Linked DNA regions of Homo sapiens: region 2 is linked to region 1. Evidence: read pairs that join two places in POLR2A ChIA-PET (ENCODE). Cell type or tissue: K562. All regions are shown on one strand. Links, peaks and the distances in the headings refer to the core of each region. The heading gives the core; the rest is flanking DNA.

Region 1 (9,629 bases), core at 2,978-6,977:
GAGTTTGGCTCAATAGAATGGAAGTTCTAGGTCAGGGACTAGTGGGAAGTAAGATTGGGTTTAGAGGAGCTTGAACAACTCTCTCAGAAATGCAGGGTAACAATCTTAAGAGTTAAAAAGAAATGTATGAAAACTCAGCCTTCCATTTAGAAAACAGTTCAAGGCTGGGCCTGGTGGGTCATGCCTGTAATTCTAGCACTTTGGGAGGCTGAGTGAGGCGGATCACCTGAGCTCAGGAGTTCGAGACCAGCCTGGCCAACATGGTGAAACTCCGTCTCTACTAAAAATACAAAAATTAGCCAGGCATGGTGGCATGTACCTGTAATCCCAGGTACTAGAGAGGCCGAGGCAAGAGAATCGCTTGAACCTGGGAGGCGGAGGTTGTAGTGAGCCCAGAGTACGCCACTGCCCTCTAGCCTGGGTGACAGAGCGAGATCCATCTCAAAAAACAAAAAGAAAAAGAAAACAGTAGGCCAGGCGTGGTGGCTCAAGCCTGTAATCCCAGCATTTTGGGAGGCCGAGGCTGGTGGATCACCTGAGGTCGGGAGTTCGAGACCAGCCTGACCAACATGGAGAAACCCAGTCTCTACTAAACATACAAAATTAGCTGGGTGTGGTGGCACATTTCTAATCCCAGCTATTTGGGAGGCTGAGGCAGGAGAATAGCTTGAATCCGAGAGGTGGAGATTGCGGTGAGCCGAGATCGCGCCATTGCAGTCCAGCCTGGGCAACGAGCAAAAAAAAAAAAAAGAAACAGAAAACAGTTCAGATGTCCTGTGAGTAAATGTTTTTCCCATCCAAAGAGAATCCATTTAAACATATACATTAACCATGCATTTTTCTATAGAAATTTAAATTATAAGTTACTGGAAATTGTAATATATCAATCCATGAAAGGAGTGTGATTTAAGATTTTCTTGGGAAAAAAAGGGGACTCATTAACACATACTACCATTTTTTAAATTTTTAGACAATGCAGATAGTAGTACACTCCATGCTGTAACCTTTCTTCGAACTCCTGAGATTCTTACTGTAAATTCAATTGGACAGTTGAAAATATGGGATTTCAGACAACAAGGAAATGAGCCTTCTCAGATATTGTCACTGTAAGTGTTGATTTGTAATTTCAGTAATGTAATCCACAAATTAATGTGTTAGGTTGTTTATAGCTACTGGCTTTAAGCCATATTGAATTTTAATTGCATTTTAAGAGGGAGATCCCTGATTAAAATTTGGTAGAGCAAGCATAACTTGACGGGGTTGGTACTACTATGCTTCATTTAGTAATTATTTGTTATAGTGATTCAGAGCCTTTACTCTTTGAAGTTTGTATTATTTCATGGAGAACTTATTTCTGCTCTTTCAATGATTGTTTAATGGATAAAATATACTCCAGATGTAATGATTGGGGGAAAAATATAATTCCAAATATTTTTTCTGAGCAGAAATCCCCCTTTGTAGGTGTACAACGTTCTCTCGTAAGAAAATAGAATGTGTCACACTGAAAAAATAGTTACATAAACTAAGCATTAAATAAGATGATAAATAATATTTAGTATATAATTGATGTATGAGTTTTTAAATAATTTAACAAGTGGAAATGTGATTTGTACATCTTACCATCGGATTGTCTTTCATTCCATGTCTCCAAATTGAAGTGAAAATGAATAATTGTGGCCTTGAATTATTTCAAAATTGTACTATTTAGAAATATATCTAATTTAGTTCATTTTTTTTGGTATCATTAAGATTCAGCCAGGCTGGGCGTGGTTGCTCATGCTTGTAATCCCAGCACTTTGGGAGGCCGAGGCAGGCAGATCACTTGAGGTCAGGAGTTCAATACCAGCCTGGCCAACACAGTGAAACCCCGTCTCTACTAAAAATACAAAAACTAGCCAGGCATGGTGGCACGTGCCTATAGACCCCGCTACTCAGGAGGCTGAGGCAGGAGAATCACTTGAACCTGGGAGCCAGAGTTTGCAGGAGAATCACTTGAACCTGGGAGGCAGAGTTTGCAGGAGAATCACTTGAACCTGGGAGGCAGAGTTTGCAGTGAGCTAAGATCGTGCCATTGCACTCCAGCCTGGGCAACAAGAACAAAACTCTGTCTCAAATAAAAAAAAGATTCAGCCAGTAGCTCCAGCCACTAAGTTGACACTTAGTTACCATATAAAACATGTTTCTTGGCTGAGCATGGTGACTCATGCCTGTAATCCCAACATTTTGGAAGGATTATCTGCGGTGAGAAGTTTGAGACCAGCTAGGGCAACACAGTGAGACCCCATCTCTACCAAAATTTCTTAAAATAGCCTGGCACGGTAGCATGTGCCTGTAGTCCTAGCTACTTGGGAGGCTGAGGCAAAAGGCTCTTTTGAGCCCAGCTTGCAGCAAGCTGTAGATAGGCCATTGCACTGTAGCCTGGGTGACAAGACAAGACCCTGTCTCTCTTTTTTTTTTTTTTCTTTGAGACAGAGTCTTACTCTGTCACCCAGGCTGGAGTGCAGTGGCATGATCTTGGCTCACTGCAACTTCTGCCTACTGGGTTCAGGCGATTCTCATGCCTCAGCCTCCCAAGTAGCTGGAACTACAGGCATGTGCCACCATGCCTGGCTAGTTTTTGTATTTTTAGTAGAGATGGGGTTTCGCCATTTTGGCCTGGTTGGTCTTGAACCTCAAGTCATCCACCTGCCTTGGCCTCCCAAAGTGCTGGGATTACAGGTGTGAGCCACTGAGCCTGGTCTCTTAAAAAATAAACAAAAAAAAACAGGCTGGGCACGGTTACCAGTCATCCCAGCACTTTGGAAGGCCAGGGTGGCTAGATCACTGGAGCCTGGGAGTTTGAGACCAACCTGGGCAACATGGAGAAACCCCATCTCTACAAAAATACAAAAAGTTAACCAGGCATGATGGTACACACATGTACTCCCAGCAACTCAGGAGGCTGAGGTGGGAGGATACCTGAGCCCAGGGAGTTTGAGCCTACAGTAAGCAATGATTGCAGCGCTGCATTCCAGCCTGGGTAAGTGAGGCCTTGTCTCAAAACAAACAAAAAACGTGTTTCCTGTGTTACACAAAGATAAATTATACTTTATTTGATTTTGACGTCATTGTTATCTCCCACAAAAGGACTGGTGACCGAGTGCCACTCCACTGTGTTGATAGACATCCCAACCAACAGCATGTTGTAGCTACTGGTGGCCAAGATGGAATGTTGAGTATTTGGGATGTTAGACAAGGTACTATGCCTGTATCTCTGCTGAAGGCTCATGAAGCTGAAAGTAAGTATTGTGAAGATACAGAAAGTTTATATTGGGTGAGTTATATGACATATAATAAGCACCTTTCCATAATGATACATGTGGATCATTTTACATCATAGCTTTTAATGGCTGAATTGTGTAAATTTAAATAGTTATGTAATTTCTTTTTACTCGACATTTAAGTTCTTTAACATTTGTTTTTGTTTTTTTGGAGACGGAGATTCACCCTTGTTGCCCAGGCTGGAGTGCAATGGCGCTATCTTGGCCCACCGCAACCTCTGCCTCCTGGGTTCAAGCGATTCTCCTGCCTCAGCCTCCCGAGTAGCTGGGATTACAGGCATGCACCACCACACCTGGCTAATTTTATATTTTTAGTAGAGACTGGGTTTCTCCATGTTGGTCAGGCTGGTCTTGAACTCCTGACCTGAGGTGATCTGCCCAGCTCGGCCTCCTAAAGTGCTGGGATTACAGGCATGAGCCGCCGTGCCTGGTTTTTTTTTTTTTTTTTTTTTTAAAGAGACAGGGTCTGGTTCTGTCGCCCAGGCTGGAGTGCAGTGGTGCAGTCACGGCTCACTACAGCCTTGACTTCCAGGGCTCAGGTGATCCTCCCGCATCAGCCTCCCAAGTAGATAGGACTATAGGTGTGTGTCACCATGCCTAGCTGATTTTTTGTTGTTGTTTGTTTTTTTTTTTGTAGATATGGGGTTTCACTTTATTGCCCAGGCTGGTCTCAAACTCCTGGGCTCAAGTGATCCTCAGGAAGTGCTGAGATTACAGGTATGAGTTATGAGCCACCACATCAACCACAGGTTTAATTCTTATATCCAAAACTGTAGTTAGAATCCTTAGATATTTATCTCTGTGTGTGTTTTTTTTTTTTTTTTTTTTTTGGAGACAGGGTCTCTCTCTGTTGCCTAGGCCAGAGTGCAGTAGTGGTGTGATCATAGCTCATTGCAGCCTTGAACTCCTGGACTTACACGATTCTCCCAAAGTGCTGGGCATAGCCATTATGCCCATGCCCAGCCTTATGTACTTATTTTCTTAGGATAATTTTTTAGAAGTAGAATTGCTAGGCCAAACATTTTGCATAGCGCATTGACAGATTTTTCTACACAAAAATAATACCAGTTTAAGCCAGGCACATTGGCACATGCCTGTAGTTCCAGGCTCCTCCTACTCAGGAGCCTGAGGCAGGAAGATTGCTTGAGCCTGAGAGTTTGAGGCCAGCTTAGGCAACATAACCTCTTTAAAAAGTTAATAATACTAGTTTAATCCAGGTGAGTGGCATGCACCAGCTTCTCAGGAGGCCGAGGCAGGAGGATTGCTTGAGTCCAGGAATTCAAGGCTGTAGTGCATTATGATTGCACCTATGCACTCCAGCCTGGACAATATAGTGAGACCCCACTCCCTGAAAAGTGATAAAAATCATACCATTTTATATGCCATAGTGAAGTGTGCAAGAATGCCCTTTTCCCATGCAAATGCAGGCTGTCATATTTGTTAATAAATGTTGTGCTCCTCAATTTATTGTTGCATCACATCATTTTTTTTAACATGAACAATAGATTTATAAGCTTTTTTTTTTCTTTTGATTCTGGTGGAGATGATTTAGCCGGACAGAAATTTTTCATTTTCTCACTCTGTCTTTGATATCATGCCAGAATGGATTATCCTTTTTTTTTTTTTTTTTTGAGACAGAGTCTTGTTCTGTCGCCCAGGCTGGAGTGCAGTGGCACAATCGCGGTTCACTGAAACCTCTGCCTCCTGGGTTCAAGCCATTCTTCTGCCTCAGCCTCCCTAGTAGCTGGGACTAAAGGCATTTGCCACCATGCCTAGCTAATTTTTGTATTTTTAGTAGGAATGGGGTTTCACCATGTTGGCCAGGCTGGTCTCAAACTCCTGACCTCAGGTTATCTGCCTGCCTTGGCATCCCAAAGTGCTGGGATTACAGGTGTGAGCCACTGCGCCCGGCCCTATATATTTTTTTAAAAATGGGGTCTCTCTCACCCAGGTTGGAATGCAGTGGCATGATCACAGCCCACTGCAGCCTCAGCCTTGCCTCCCTGGCTCAATCAGTCCTCCCACCTCAGCCTCCCGAGTAGCTGAGGCTACAGGCACGCACCCCTACTACACCCGGCTAATTTTTTATTTTTTGTAGAGACAGGGTCTCAATATGTTGCCCAGGCTGGAGTGCAGTGGCATGGTACCTCACTTAAGCCTCAACCTCCTGGGGTCAAGTGATCCTCTTGCCTTGCCCTTCTGAGTAGCTGGGACTACAGGTATATGCCACTACACCTAGCTAATTTTTTTTATTATTAGATTTCTATAGAAATTATGATTCCATAAAAGATTTTGAGGAAATGATGGCCGGGGGCGGTGGCTTATGCTTGTAATCCCAGCACTTTGGGAGGCCGAGGCAGGTGGATCACCTGAGGTCAGGAGTTCGAGACCAGCCTGACCAACATGGAGAAAGCCCGTCGCTACTAAAAATACAAAATTAGCCGGGCGTGGTGGCACATGCCTGTAATCCCAGCTACTAGGGAGGCAGAGGCAGGACAGTCACTTGAACCTGGGAGGCAGAGGTTGTGGTGAGCCAAGATCGCACCATTGCACTCCAGCCTGGGCAACAAGAGTGAAACTCCGTCTCAAAAAAAAAACAAAACAAAACAGATTTTGAGGAAATGAGGAAGACTGGTATCTTTCAGAATTGAAAGTGATTTTGGAATATATAGAATTTCTTTGGGGCTGGGCACGGTAGTTCATGCCTGTAATTTTAGCACTTTGGGAGTCCAAGGCAAACAGATCTCTTGAGCCCAGTTGTTTGAGACCAGCCTGGGCAACATGGAGAAACCCCATGTCTGTTAAAAATACAAAAGTTAGCCAGGTATGGTGATACATACCTGTAGTCCTAGCTACTCAGGAGGCTGAGATAGGCGGATTGCTTAAGCCTTGGAGGTCAAGGCTGCAGTGAGCCATGACCATGCCATTCTGCACTCCAGCCTGGGCGCCAGAGCAAGACCCTGTTTCAAAAAGAGAGAGAGAATTTCTTTGAGTTGAATTATGTAGAAGTTTGTCACTGACCTATGTTCCTAAAGTATGAAGCATACATATGTGGGCTAAGAAATAGTTTTTCTTGATAAATAATCAACAAATAAAAAATAAAAAGCCCTCCATCTGAGACTGGATCCAAATTCTTGGAACATTTCCAAATTTTGGTTTGGTAGAAGTCAGTTGCTATTTCTGTGATAAAGACCAGAAGTATTCAGAATCTTGGCATTAACCAATATTGGATATTGCCTCTTAGAAATTCATTTTTATATTTCATTAGGATCTTTCTCAGTTTTTCCAATAATATAATCTTCATATATTAATGACACAGGAATTGAAAAATAAGACAACTTACCAATTTAAAAAAAAACTTTTCCGTAAAAGACAGTCATTCCTAGCTGGGCACACACCTATAATTCCAGCACTTTTGGGAGGCTGAGGCAGGAGGATTGCTTGACGCCAGGAGTAGAAGACCAAGGTAGACAACATAGCAAAACCCTGTCTCTATTTAAAAAAATAAAAATAAAATAAAATAAGCTTTTTCATAAAGTAATAGGGTTAAATGTTTTAGCAATGATTTTCTTTTCTTTTTTTTGAGACGTAGTTTTGCTCTTTTTGCCCAGGCTGGAGTGCAGTGATGCAATCTCAGCTCACTGCAACCTTGCCTCCCGGGTTCAAGCAATTCTCCTACCTCACCCTCCCAAGTAGCTGGGATTACAGGCACCTGCCACCACGCCGGGCTAATTTTTTGTATTTTTGGTAGAGATGGGGTTTCACCATGTTGGTTAGCTGGTCTTGAACTCCAGATCTCAGGTGATCCACTCACCTCGGCCTCCCAAAGTGGTAGGATTACAGGCATGAGCCACTGCGCCTGGACATTTTTTTTTTTCCTTGAGACAGAGTCTCACTCTTGTTGCCCAGACTGGAGTGCAATGGTGTGATGTTGGCTCATTGCAACCTCTGCCTCCCGGGTTCAAGCGATTCTCCTGCCTCAGCCTCCTGAGTAGCTGGGATTATAGGCACCCACCACCATGCCTGGCTAATTTTTAGTATTTTTAGTAGAGACGGAGTTTCACCACGTTGGCCAGGCTGGTCTTGAACTCCTGACCTCAAGTGATCCACCCACCTTGGCCTCCCAAAGTGTTAGGATTACAAGCATGAGCCACTGTGCCTGGCTACTATTTTCATTTATTTCCTTGCCCAGTACGCAAATTTAGTTGGCTTCTTTTTCCTTTCTTTTCTTTTTTTTTTTTTTTTCTCAGACAGTGTCTCACTTTGTCGCCCAGGCTGGAGTGCAGTGGTGCGAGCTCGGCTCACTGCAACCTCCGCCTCCCAGGTTCAAGTGATTTTCCTGTCTCAGCCTCCTAAGTAGCTGGGACTACAAGCACGCGCCACCACGCCTGGCTAACTTTTGTATTTTTAGTAGAGATGGTGTTTCACCATGTTGCCCAGGCTGGTCCTGACCTCAGGTGATCCACCCGCCTTAGCCTCCTAAAGTGTTCTTTTTCCTTTCTATGTGTTATAGCCATTGGAAAGTTACATTATGTCTTTTCTTTAATTCTGAAGCCTTTAATTTTTAGGACAGACTTGAGGCTCGAAGGTATGTGATGGAGGATAATGGAAGATGATGCCTAGAGATGGGGGTTTAATGTTGTTTGTTCAGCGAATCTGCACAGGAATGAGCTTATTGATTCTTGTCTCTTAGTGTGGGAAGTTCACTTTCACCCATCCAACCCAGAACATCTTTTTACCTGCTCTGAAGATGGATCCCTCTGGCACTGGGATGCTTCCACAGATGTACCTGAAAAGTCGTCACTCTTTCACCAAGGTAAAACTTTTTAATGAATACTGTTATGTGTACTTTTTTTTTTTTTTTTTAAGACAGAGTCTCACTCTATCACCCAGGCTGGAATGCAGTGGCACGATCTCAGCTCACTGCAACCTCCGCCTCCTGGGTTCAAGCGATTCTCGTGCCTCAGCCTCCCGAGTAGCCAGGACTACTAGTCATGCACCACCGTGCCCGGCTAATTTTTTTGTATTTTTAGTGGAGATGGGGTTTCACCATGTTGGCCAGGCTGGTCTCGAACTCCTGACCTCAAATGATCCGCCTGCCTCAGCCTCCCAAAGTGCTGAGATTACAGGAGTGAGCCACCACACCTGGCCTTTTTTTTGAGACAGAGTCTTACTCAGTCACCCAGAATGGAGTGTAGTGGTGCAGTCTCAGCTCACTGCAACCTCTGCCTCTCAGGTTCAAGCTTTTCTTGTGCCTTAGCTTCCCTAGTAGCTGGGATTACAGGTGTGTGCCACCACAACTGGCTAATTTTTTTGTATTTTTAGTAGAGATGGGGTTTTGCTATGTTGGCCAGGCTGGTCTCAAACTCCTGGCCTCAAGTGATCTGACCACCTCAGCCTCCCCAAAGTGCTGGGATTACAGGCATGAGCCACTGTGCCCAGCCTGTTATGTGTAATTTTATCATACTTTTATTTTGTTTTTTTTTTGTTTGAGACAGCGTCTCACTCTGACATGCAGGCTGGACTGCAGTGGCATGATCACAGCTCGCTACATCCTCGCCCTCCTGGGCTTAAGTGGTCCTCCTGCCCCAGCCTCCCAAATAGCTAAGACCAGAGATGCTTGCAACCACAACCAGCTAATTTTTTTTTTTTAATTTTTTTGTAGAGATGAGCTCTCACTATGCTGCCCAGGCTGCTCTCAAACTCCTGAGCTCAAGCAATCTTCCTGCCTGGGCCTCCCGAGGTATTGCAATTATAAGCATGAGCTGGCTGTACCCAGCCATTTTATACTTTTAAATACCAAATTAGACATCCTCGTATTTTTTACTTAATGGCAAAACATTTTTATTCTCTTGCCTCAGAGTAAATTTGAGTATCACAGGGCTTGAAATCTGACTGTCAAGTTACTTACTACTGTATGGCTGATGGCTAGAAATGCTGTAAGCTGGCTCACTTGAGACAGCCAAGGTTCTCCTTTGTGAGTGCCATTAACCTGGACCCTCATGCCATAGCATAGACAGTGGCAAATCTTTCATATTGCATTGCCAAGTTTGTGTGAATGGCAAGAAAAAAGTTGATATTTGATGTAACTGAGGGTACTGGTTAAATGGCCTGATCTCAGGCCGGGTGTGGTGGCTCATGCCTGTAATCCCAGCACTTTGGGAGGCCAAGGCAGGTGGATCACCTGAGTTTGGGAGTTCGAGACCAGCCTGACCAACATGGAGAAACCCCGTCTCTACTAAAAATACAAAATTAGCCGGGTGTGGTGGCTCATGCCTGTAATCCTAGCTATTCAGGAGGCTGAGGCAG
Region 2 (9,629 bases), core at 3,475-7,474, 110 kb before region 1:
GGACCTCGTATGCTGCCTTGTACCCAAAATCGCTACCAGCCAACACTCCACACAGCCTCTTCTGCGCATATTATAGCTAAATTCCACGATCATAAAATAAATAGAAAAATAATTTCCATTTAATATGGATTCTCTTAGCAGTTATTTGCCGAATCATATCTATTCAGCAAACAAGATACCTCTCCATAAATTAGAAAAAATAAGAAATCATCTTTTATGAATTATTTATTTTCTTTCTCAGAAAAGGATGCGCCTCCACTTAGCAAGGCTGGGCAGGATGTGGTTCTGCATCTGCCCACAGACGGGGTGGTTCTAGACGGCCGCGAGAGCACAGATGACCACGCCATCGTCCAGTATGAGTGGGCACTGCTGCAGGGGGACCCGTCAGTGGACATGAAGGTAACGCATGTTGTCACTGCTAACAAAAACGAGTATTTCAGTGAAGTGGTCTTTTGTAATGTCCTGCCACTTCATGCTCCCTAAATGTCTGTACGCTAGCAGAAGGCATAAAATGGAGACTGTATAAAACTGATTATGCCAAAATGGTTTATTATCTCAATGTGCTTTTCTGCTGAGAGTGAGCAGCAATCTCGATCATTTGTCTTGGAGCCTACCCTCCTTCTAGCTGCTGTTTGTGACTTGTCTAGAGGACAAAGACACTTCAAGGAAGAAGGCTCATGCTTTGTTTTAATGACTCAGATTACTTTTTTAAAGTTCTATTTCTTTTTCTGAGCTCAAGATCCAGGTAGAAAATTTGAAACTACAAAGGAGTCTAAAGAGGACAATAACAATAGGATGAACTTATCCTTCACATGAGCCGGAAAGTAGACAGCTTACCTGGCAGCTAGGTCTGCTGGGGCACACCGAGCCTGTGAGGGAGGGAGGCCAGCATGCGGTGCTCCTGCCCGGGGCTCCTGCCCGGGGCTCCTGGGATAGCCGCCGATGGAAATCAGCCATGTGGCTGGTGGCTGCCTATGCTCAGGAAGTCTTGGGTGGTGAGACAAGTGGCTTTTTATTCACCCTCTCAGGGTGGATTCCTGGCTTAGGCAAATAAGCACTTCCTGGCTTAGGCAGATAAACTGCATCCAAACCACTTCAGTTAGAGGAAGTGGAGAAAGAGGGTGAGGTAAGGAGGCACTGATTTGTACTCTACTGGAACCAAAACAAAAACAAATCTGGAAGTCCCTCATCACTGGTTTAAGTAAGAGTGATTTTACTCCCTGATTATATTGCATTAGAATTGGACTCACCCTCGTCCAGTATGGTTTGCCTTTGTCCCCACCCAAAAATCTCATCTTGAATTGTAATCCCCATAATCTCCACGTGTCAAGGGAGAGACCAGGTGGAGGTTACTGAATTATGGAGGCAGTCACCCCCATGCTATTCTCATGATAGTGAGTGAGTTCTCGCAAGATCTGCTGGTTTTATAAGTATTTGGTTGTTTCTCCTGCCACCTTGTGAAGAAGGTGCCTTGCTTCCCCTTTGCCTTCTGCGGTGATTATACTAGTAAGTTTCCTGAGGCCTCCCCAGCCATGTGGAACTATGAGTCAATTAAACCTCTTTCCTTTGTAAATTACCCAGTTTCGGGCAGTTCTTTGTAGCAGTGTGAGAATGGACTAATACACCCAGCATCCTTCCCAGCCTCTCCTCCAAACAAGAGTGCCTTCCACAACACCCCTTCCAAGGCTCATCTGCCATCTGTCTGACTTTTCCAAGGGCAGAAGCTCACTACTTCACATCATGTCCATGACATTACTCATCACTGTGTTGGGCAAGCAGGCTACGCCTCCCCTTACTTCTGTGCATTGGTGTTGGGTCTTCCCTTTGGAAAAACACTGAACTCATCTTTTTATCCTGTGTAAAAGCTTTGGAAGTCTTTGAAAAAAAGAAAGAAAGAAAGAAAGAACATCACCAATTGGTATGCTGTTCTCAGAACTCAGCACCCCACAGTTTGTCAGATGTTCCTCATATGAATTGATTTTTCAGGCCCGCCACTATCCTGCCTTGTCTGGATTTTCTCATATTAATCCATACCCTTCTTAACATCTAATACCCCTAATTGAACCCCATATTTAAGCTTTGGTTTTCTGACTCATTCATTACCTACTGTGATCCAGATATTGCCTCTCCTTCTATTAATGAGCTTCGTTACATGAACTGTGTCAGTAGCTGCATCACACAGTGGGTTCGTGCTGCATTTTTCTTGCCTTCAAGAGGAAACTCTGAACCAGTTCCCAATCGTGTATAACAGTGACGGCAGGTAGACCTCAAGTTATGAAGCCATCATCTAAATGACAGGGCCTGTACTAGGGGAAACATCTGTTACCAATTTGTGACTGTCTTAGAATGATATACATTCATGAATGTCACCCAAAGTTAACACTCATCCTGCTGAGACTTCATCATAATCAAAGCCCCCACGGATTGAGCACCCACTGAGTGCCAGGCAGCTTAGAGAGATCTGTAATCCACTGGACACCCTCACTTGTAGGCACATCCCCATTTGGTGGATGAAGACTGTCAGGAAACATTGTGGAAGACTTTGAGGTGGGCAAAAGATTACTAAGTACCTTTCAATGGAATGCTGGGTTGGTTAGTGGATCCTTCAGGGTTAACATCTATAAGTTGCAGAAAACTGATAGTAACCAAATGATTCTTGTCCATAGAAATGCAAAAGAAAATTAGGTATATAGGGGTAATTGACTTTCACCCTAGAGAAAATAAGATTTCAAACATGACATTTTAGTACATGTAGATACTAACCGATCTATTAGTAGATTCATTTCAGTACTGATTAGCAAACCCATTTCAGTTTTGCATCTCCTAGCAACTTCTTTTTGGCATTCATGATTGCCTGTATATGTGTAGTCTTCAGATTCTTTAAATCAGTTGAACACCTTATTGGTTCCCTCTTTAACTAATGTCTTTGAAAAATATTCATATTATATTTGTGTGACAGTCATAGCTTTACTATTTTGAGAATTTTCCTTTAACAGTAATTAACCCTCAGGAGCTATGCCTCTGATCCCTTTAACTTGAGCAGCCTTATTTCACACCCCAACATTTCTGCCAGGAGAATTGGGCCTCTCAAATCAAATTCCTTTTTCTCTGAGAATGGCTTCCTGCTGACTGGAACACTGATGCACTCCGCCCTCAAGCTGCAAAATGGGGCTAAGTTTGAAGGTTGTTGAGAATAGAGGGAGGGCAGTCACACAGCAAAATAGTTAAGTTAAAACCTGTTATTGGATGCCCTTGTTCCTAAGTCCCTTGACTGTCCCTAGCACCCAAGAGTGTCCATTGATTGGGCTTTCCCCTGAGCGCCCATCTCCTCCTCTTCTTGAGCCATTCATCCCTCCTCTCATCTCCCCTGCTCTCCACCATCTGCACGGGCTCCTCACCCTTGCTGTCTGTTCTCAGGCAGAGTAGTGATCTCTCCCTTTGCCTCGTGATACTTTAAGATCAGCTTCTAGGGCCCATCTTTTCATGTCCAAGTGACCCAGACAGGTATTCAACCTGCAAGGAATTATGCTGTCAGATTAGTTATGAAACAATTAATAGTTAATTTTTAAGCATCTGGTATGTGTCCAGTACTGTACTAGGCACTAAGCATACAGGAAAGCTCATGTTCCTGACTTGTCTCATTCATTCGTTTATTCATTCATTCATTCATTGACAGGGTCTCTGTTGCCCAGGCTGGAGTGCAGTGAGTGGCACAATCATAGCTCACTGCAGCCTCAAGCAGTCCTCCCACCTCAGCCTACTGAGTAGCTGGGACTATAGTCATGGCTAATTTTTTTTTTAACTTTTTGTAGAGATGAGGTCTCACTATGCTGCCCAGGCTGATCTCAAACTCCTGGGCTCAAGCAATCCTCCCTCCTTGGCCTCCCAAAGTGTTGAAATTACAGGCATGAGCCACAGCACCTGATCTGTCTTTTTCATTTGTGAAGACAGAATGGATGATTGGTCAGAACCAAGAGGCTATCCACTGGATTTAAAGTTATATATTTTATGCCCTTGAACAGGATATTTTACATCCACTTAACTGAATATTTATAATACATCAAAATGCAAGATGACACATATTTTTCAGGCAACCCATTAAATGATGCTGACTTTCATGGTTATTAAACATAATACATTTAAATCTGAAGTCAGAATGTAAAATATGACATTTAGGAACATGATACAAAGTAGGACATTCAGGAGATTTGGAATTCATAAATCAGTATATTGATTTACATTCGTCAGTTGCTTAAAATTTTCTAAATGATTATCTTAGTCCATTTGGTCTGCTATAATAAAACACCATGACTGGGTGGCTTCTAAAGAGCAGAAATGAATTTCTTTCAGTTCTGGATGCTGGGAAGTCCAAAATCAAGGTACAATCAGCTTTGGCGTCTAGTGAGGACCCATTTCTTATTTTATAACCAGCCATCTTCTCACTGTGTCCTCATATGGCAACAGAGGCAAGGCAGCCCTCTGGGGCCTCTTTTATTTTATATTTAAACATATTTTAACTTTTAGGTTAAGGGGTACATGTGCAGGTTTGTTATATAGATAAACTTATGACTTAGGGGCTTGGTGTACAGATTATATCCTCACCTGGGTATTAAGCATATTACCCAGCAGTTTTGTTTTTTTTCTAAACCTCTCCCTCCTTCCATCCTCCACCCTCAAGTAGGTCCCAGCGTTGTGCTGTTCCCCTTTCTCTGTCCATGTGTTCTCATTTAGCTCCCACTTATAAGTGAGAACATGTGGTATTTGGTTTTCTGTTCTTGCATTAGTTTGCTGAGAATAAGGACCTCCAGCTGCATCCATGTTCCTACAAAGGACATGATCTTGTTGTTTTGTATGGCTGCATAGTATTCCATGGTGTATATGTACCACATATTCTTCATCCAGTCTACCGTTGATGGGCATTTAGGTTGATTCCATATCTTTGCTATTGTGAATAGCGCTGCAGTGAACGTATGCATGCATGTGTCTTTATAGTAGAACAGTTTGTATTCTTTGGGTATATACCTAGTAATGGGATTGCTGGGTCAAATGATAGTTCTGTTTTTAGTTATTTGAGGAATTGTCACACCACTTTCCACAGTACACCACTTTTCACAATGGGTGAACTAATTTGCACTCCCACCAGCAGTGTGTAAGTGTTCCCTTTGCTCCACAACCTCACCAGCATCTGGTGGGGTTTTTTTTGTTTTGTTTTGTTTTTTACTTTTTAATAACATGGGACCTCTTTTATAAGGGCACTAACCTCATTCATGAGCACGTATCTCCAAACGCCATCACACTGGGCGTTAGGTTTGAACATGTGACCTTGGGAGGGCACTCAGCCATTCAGTCTACAGCAGTGACTTCAGAAAACCACACGTAAGGAAGCTTGCTAAAGGATGGGCATTATTTAAACCAACAACTTCATTATTAAATTAAAACTAACTGCATCCTGGCCTACCTGCTGTACATAATTTTTTTAAATAGACAGGTATTACTAAGTCTTTGTAACCAAGTATATACAATGTGTGTGTGTGTGTGTGTGTGTGTGTGTGTGTGTGTGTGTGTGTGTGTGTGTGTAATTTAGTTTAGACATATATGAGAAGCCCAAACGTGTATTGCTAGCCACTGAATTCCTAGCTAGGAAGATGGGGTTGAGTCAGACAACAGGCTGAGTCATTCATTGATTTGGCCAGAAGCCAACCACCAAAGGCTGTTACTGCTGAACAGGGATCTTGAGCAGAGATTGGGAGCTCCTGGTTTATGATCATGTCTTTTTCCAAGTTACAAATTGGATATGTTGTGTGTACATATATAGATAGTTTTTTATCCTGATACTTGGAACATGTCTGTGAAACACTGTAAACCCTCTCTCCAGTGTCATCCTAATGGGAGAAAATGTATAGAAGGGTCACCTGGGCCCTTAAAGGGAAAGCATCCGTGTGACAGTTCTACATCTTCTAAATATCTGAATGCAGGAGAGACAGCTCTCGTTAGCTAAAAGAGCTAGGGAAGGGACATTCAATCTGGATAGATCTAAACTGGAGTGTGCTCAGGAGGCTGAGGTGATATCATCATCTGCATCTGGACCCAGTGTTGCCTGTATCAGAGAGGCAGTGCCTGGGCAGGCAGGGGGGAAGCATGCCAAGGCCAGGTGTGAGGATGGCCCCTGACCCAGGGATGCTCTGTCCTTTCAGCCCCAGTGTTGACAAGAGGCTTGCTAGTGAACCGCAGGCCTGCAGAGTTTAGTCTGACATTGGCACTCTGAGCTTTGACACCCAGAAGCTCAGTGACTCACTGACTTTTGCAGGGAGCTCTGGCACAGGGTGACGCCAGCAGCCTCATGGATGGTACACCCAGCTCCCTGGCCTCAGTGCTTCCTTGGTTTATTCTATTCTATTCTATTCTATTCTATTCTATTCTATTCTATTCTATTCTATTCTATTCTATTATTTTATTTTATTTTATATTGAGATAGGATCTCGCTCTGTCACCCAGGCTAGAGTGCAGTGGTGCAATCTTGGCTCACTGCAACCTCTGCCTCCTGGGTTCAAGAGTTTCTCATGCCTCAGCCTCCCAAGTAGCTGGGACTACAGGCATGCACCACCTGGCTAATTTTTGTATTTTTAGTAAAGATGGGGTTTCACCATTGTTGGCCAGGCTGGTCTCAAACTCCTGGCCTCAACTGATCCACCCACCTCAGCCTCCCAAAGTGGTGAGATTACAGGCGTGAGCCACTGTGCCCGGCCCCTTGGTGTTTTTTAAAATCTCTGTTAACTTTGTCTCCACTCCGATGGCCACTCTCAGAATCTGGTCATGACTCAGCATCCCCGTCACACCAACCTTCTAAATCTCTGCTCCGAATCAATCCTGCAGCCCACGCCTCCACTCACATACCATGGCAGGGGGCCAGCACCTGCTGCTCCCTGGCAGTCTCAGGGCTTCTTGTCTGCTTTCAGGCGGAGCAGCTGGGACAGAGCAGCTTTCTTGTGTCACCTTACTTGACTGAAGGCTGCAGGGTCTCACCTAGACATACTCCAGCATGCCTGTCATTTGCAGCCATGCTCCCTTGTGTTCCTAAGTCCCAAGAGACAGTAAATGAGGGCATAAGCTATTGCACTGCTGCCCACCAGCCTGGTTCCGAGCTAGGATTAAAGAGAGCCAGAGCCTGTGACACACCCGCCCACCTCTCCACTTATGCAGCTCTGAGCTTCACCACCTGCACCTTGCCCTGTCTTTGTCTTGCCTTGGTTCAGCCTGGTGCCCATGGGAAGAGGCCATAACTGACCTTCCTCTCACTGCGGATGAAGGTGGGAGGAAAAGTTTCCAGAAAAAAGGAGACAGCAGACCCTGGTCTTCCCAGAGCTCAGGCCTCCTGGCCACTGCAGTGACCCAGGCAAGAGACAGGCTGGGGTCAGAGCAAGGTGGTACCCGCGGACAGGGTGATACATGGTCAAATTCTGGATGTGTTTTTAAGGCAGACCCCATGGAAATTCCTGATGGATTGGAGGTGAGATAGAAGGATCATTAAATGCAATCTTGAGGTCTCAAACCAGAGTTCTAGTCTTGTTTTCACTCTTATTTATCTGATTCTCTGATCTTATCTGACCAGATAAGACCTGGTCTTATCCGACAGATAAGACCTGAGCCCCAAGTCTTATCTGATCAGATTAAGACATTATCTGGTCTTGTCCTGTCTCAGACTGACTTCCACTTTTATTTCAGTGGGTTCTGATTCCTAGCATCAGCAGCCCACTCCAGGCTCTTTGGAAGTTCTCTTATTGTCATTAGAGCTCTCTCTGCTGCCCTTAGTATTTTAGCACTCACGTAAATGACCCGTTTGGCATTCTGTCAGTGTAGTTGGGCCTGAAGGTAATGTAACAGCGTGGCAGTGAGCACTGCTTAACATCTCTTTGAAATAAACAACAAAAGGCAGGTGGCCGTCATTGCCAGCCCTCCAAAGTAAGGCTTTTGCAGGGAAAGTGGTGGACAGCTTGTAGGCCAGTGTAGACTGTTTTACAACTCGAGGTCTCAATTCTGTCACTGTCGCAGTGAATGAAAATCACTTCACGGGGATTCGTTTCTTTGTCTGTAAAGAGTCATTGTGTAATGTTCAGTTAGAGATAAGAATCAACCAGTGGAGATGGTGGATATATTTAAGCGCTTACTATGGGCCAGGCCCAGCTCTTTTACATGAGTTACCTTATTTGATCCTCATCAGGTAGGTGCTATTATTACTTCCATTTTACAAATGAAAACAATGAGGTTTGGAGACGTTAAGTGACTTGTACATCATCAGCCAGCTGGTACGGGGTAGGGCTGGCATTCAAACCCATGTCTATTGGACACCGGGTTCTGTGCTCTTAACCACGCACCAGTGTTTCTTTCAGTGTGATCATGGGTCACCTGGGTGGGCTTGGTAAGTGTAGAATCCTGGGTCCTGCTCTCCTGACCAACCCACTGACTCTGACTCTCTGAGGCTGGGACCTGGAAATCCATACCTTAGCTAAAGTGGCATAACATATGACAACCACGGTAATCTCATTATATCTAAATGATTGTAAAGCATCCTATGGGTGTGTATATGTAATGTTGACAAATCCTCTAAGCCTAAGTCAGTCCAAATTCTAGGATTTCCTAATTAAAAACAAGCAGATGGTTCTTATAATAGTACAATCCCATCCTCTGTAATTTCCAAAGTCCATTATTAACGCATCAATGTAATAGAATGTCAAATGGTCAGCATTCTGCAGAGGACAATATCCAGACTAGTTCATTTAAGCAGAAAGGAATTTTTTTAAATAGAATATTAAATAGGTAATAGAATCATTAGGAGAGCTGGAAAAACAGTCTTCAGGCTGACTGTCCAGCAGTGACTCCCAAAATCCTACCACAGAGCTGAGCTTCAGAAGCTGTTGTTCCAGCATGCTCAGCAAGCTGCCTGTGAATGTTGGGAGAGCAGAGGGCAAGCATGGAGCCCTGGGTTAGGGAGTGATCAGAACTGAAGCCCAGGAGGGCTTCTGCAATGAATGACTGGGGGAACTTGGATAGAAAAGGAGGCCAAGGAAGCAGGGGTTTTCAAACAGCCAAAGTGGCCAGCATGGCCAGATACAGTAAGAGGGCCAGTTAAACATGGATTTTTTTTTTTTTTTTTGAGATGGAGTCTTGCTCTGTCAGCAGATTGGAATGCAGTGGGTGATCTTGGCACACTACAACCTCTGTCTCCCAGTTTTAAGCGATTCTCCTGCCTCAGCCTCCCGAGTACCTGGGACTACAGGCGCACGCCACCATGCCCAGCTGATTTTTGTATTTTTAGTAGAGATGGGGTCTCACCATGTTGGCCAAGATGGTCTCCATCTCCTGACCTCATCATCCGCCCGCCTTGGCCTCCCAAAGTGCTGGGATTACAGGCATGAGCCACCGTGCCCAACCAAGCATGGATTTTTTAAAAATAGTATTGTTGGTCTTGACACCTAGGAGACTTTTGCTAGGTCAGTTAGTGAGTTTTGCCAGCACTGTTTCAGGGGGATGGTGGGGAAAGCAGCTACATTGGGTGGGCGAAGACTAAATGGGAAGTGAGCAAACAGAAACAGCAAGCACGGCACAGCCAGGCCTTTCAGGGAGCCAAGTGG

Evidence for each region. ChIA-PET counts read pairs that join two places held together with the same protein. Peaks named below come from ENCODE experiments on the same cell type or tissue, not always from the same donor. Only the 100,000 strongest peaks of a DNase experiment are listed, where the experiment ranks them.
Region 2: POLR2A ChIA-PET joins it to region 1 with 5 read pairs; 3 of 35 experiments call an interaction of 5 or more read pairs at or near these places.

Annotation. Positions count from the first base shown.
Region 1 is chr6:149,730,120-149,739,748 of GRCh38, reverse strand. NUP43 (nucleoporin 43) reads left to right here. Exons shown (of 8, transcript NM_198887.3): 5 at 971-1,106; 6 at 3,127-3,278; 7 at 8,014-8,136. Among named protein-coding and RNA genes, the nearest start is that of NUP43, 12 kb to the left of the region's middle. In K562, for the core only: no CTCF peak of the experiment used is centred there; no DNase peak of the experiment used is centred there.
Region 2 is chr6:149,843,773-149,853,401 of GRCh38, reverse strand. It overlaps LRP11 (LDL receptor related protein 11), which reads left to right. Exons shown (of 7, transcript NM_032832.6): 2 at 242-399. RAET1E-LRP11 (RAET1E-LRP11 readthrough) reads left to right here. Exons shown (of 15, transcript NR_182438.1): 10 at 242-399. It overlaps LOC124901427 (a long non-coding RNA gene), which reads right to left and starts at 988. Exons shown (of 2, transcript XR_007059808.1): 1 at 838-988; 2 at 211-418. In K562, for the core only: no CTCF peak of the experiment used is centred there; a DNase peak (open chromatin) is centred at 5,661; H3K27me3 peaks cover 616 bases.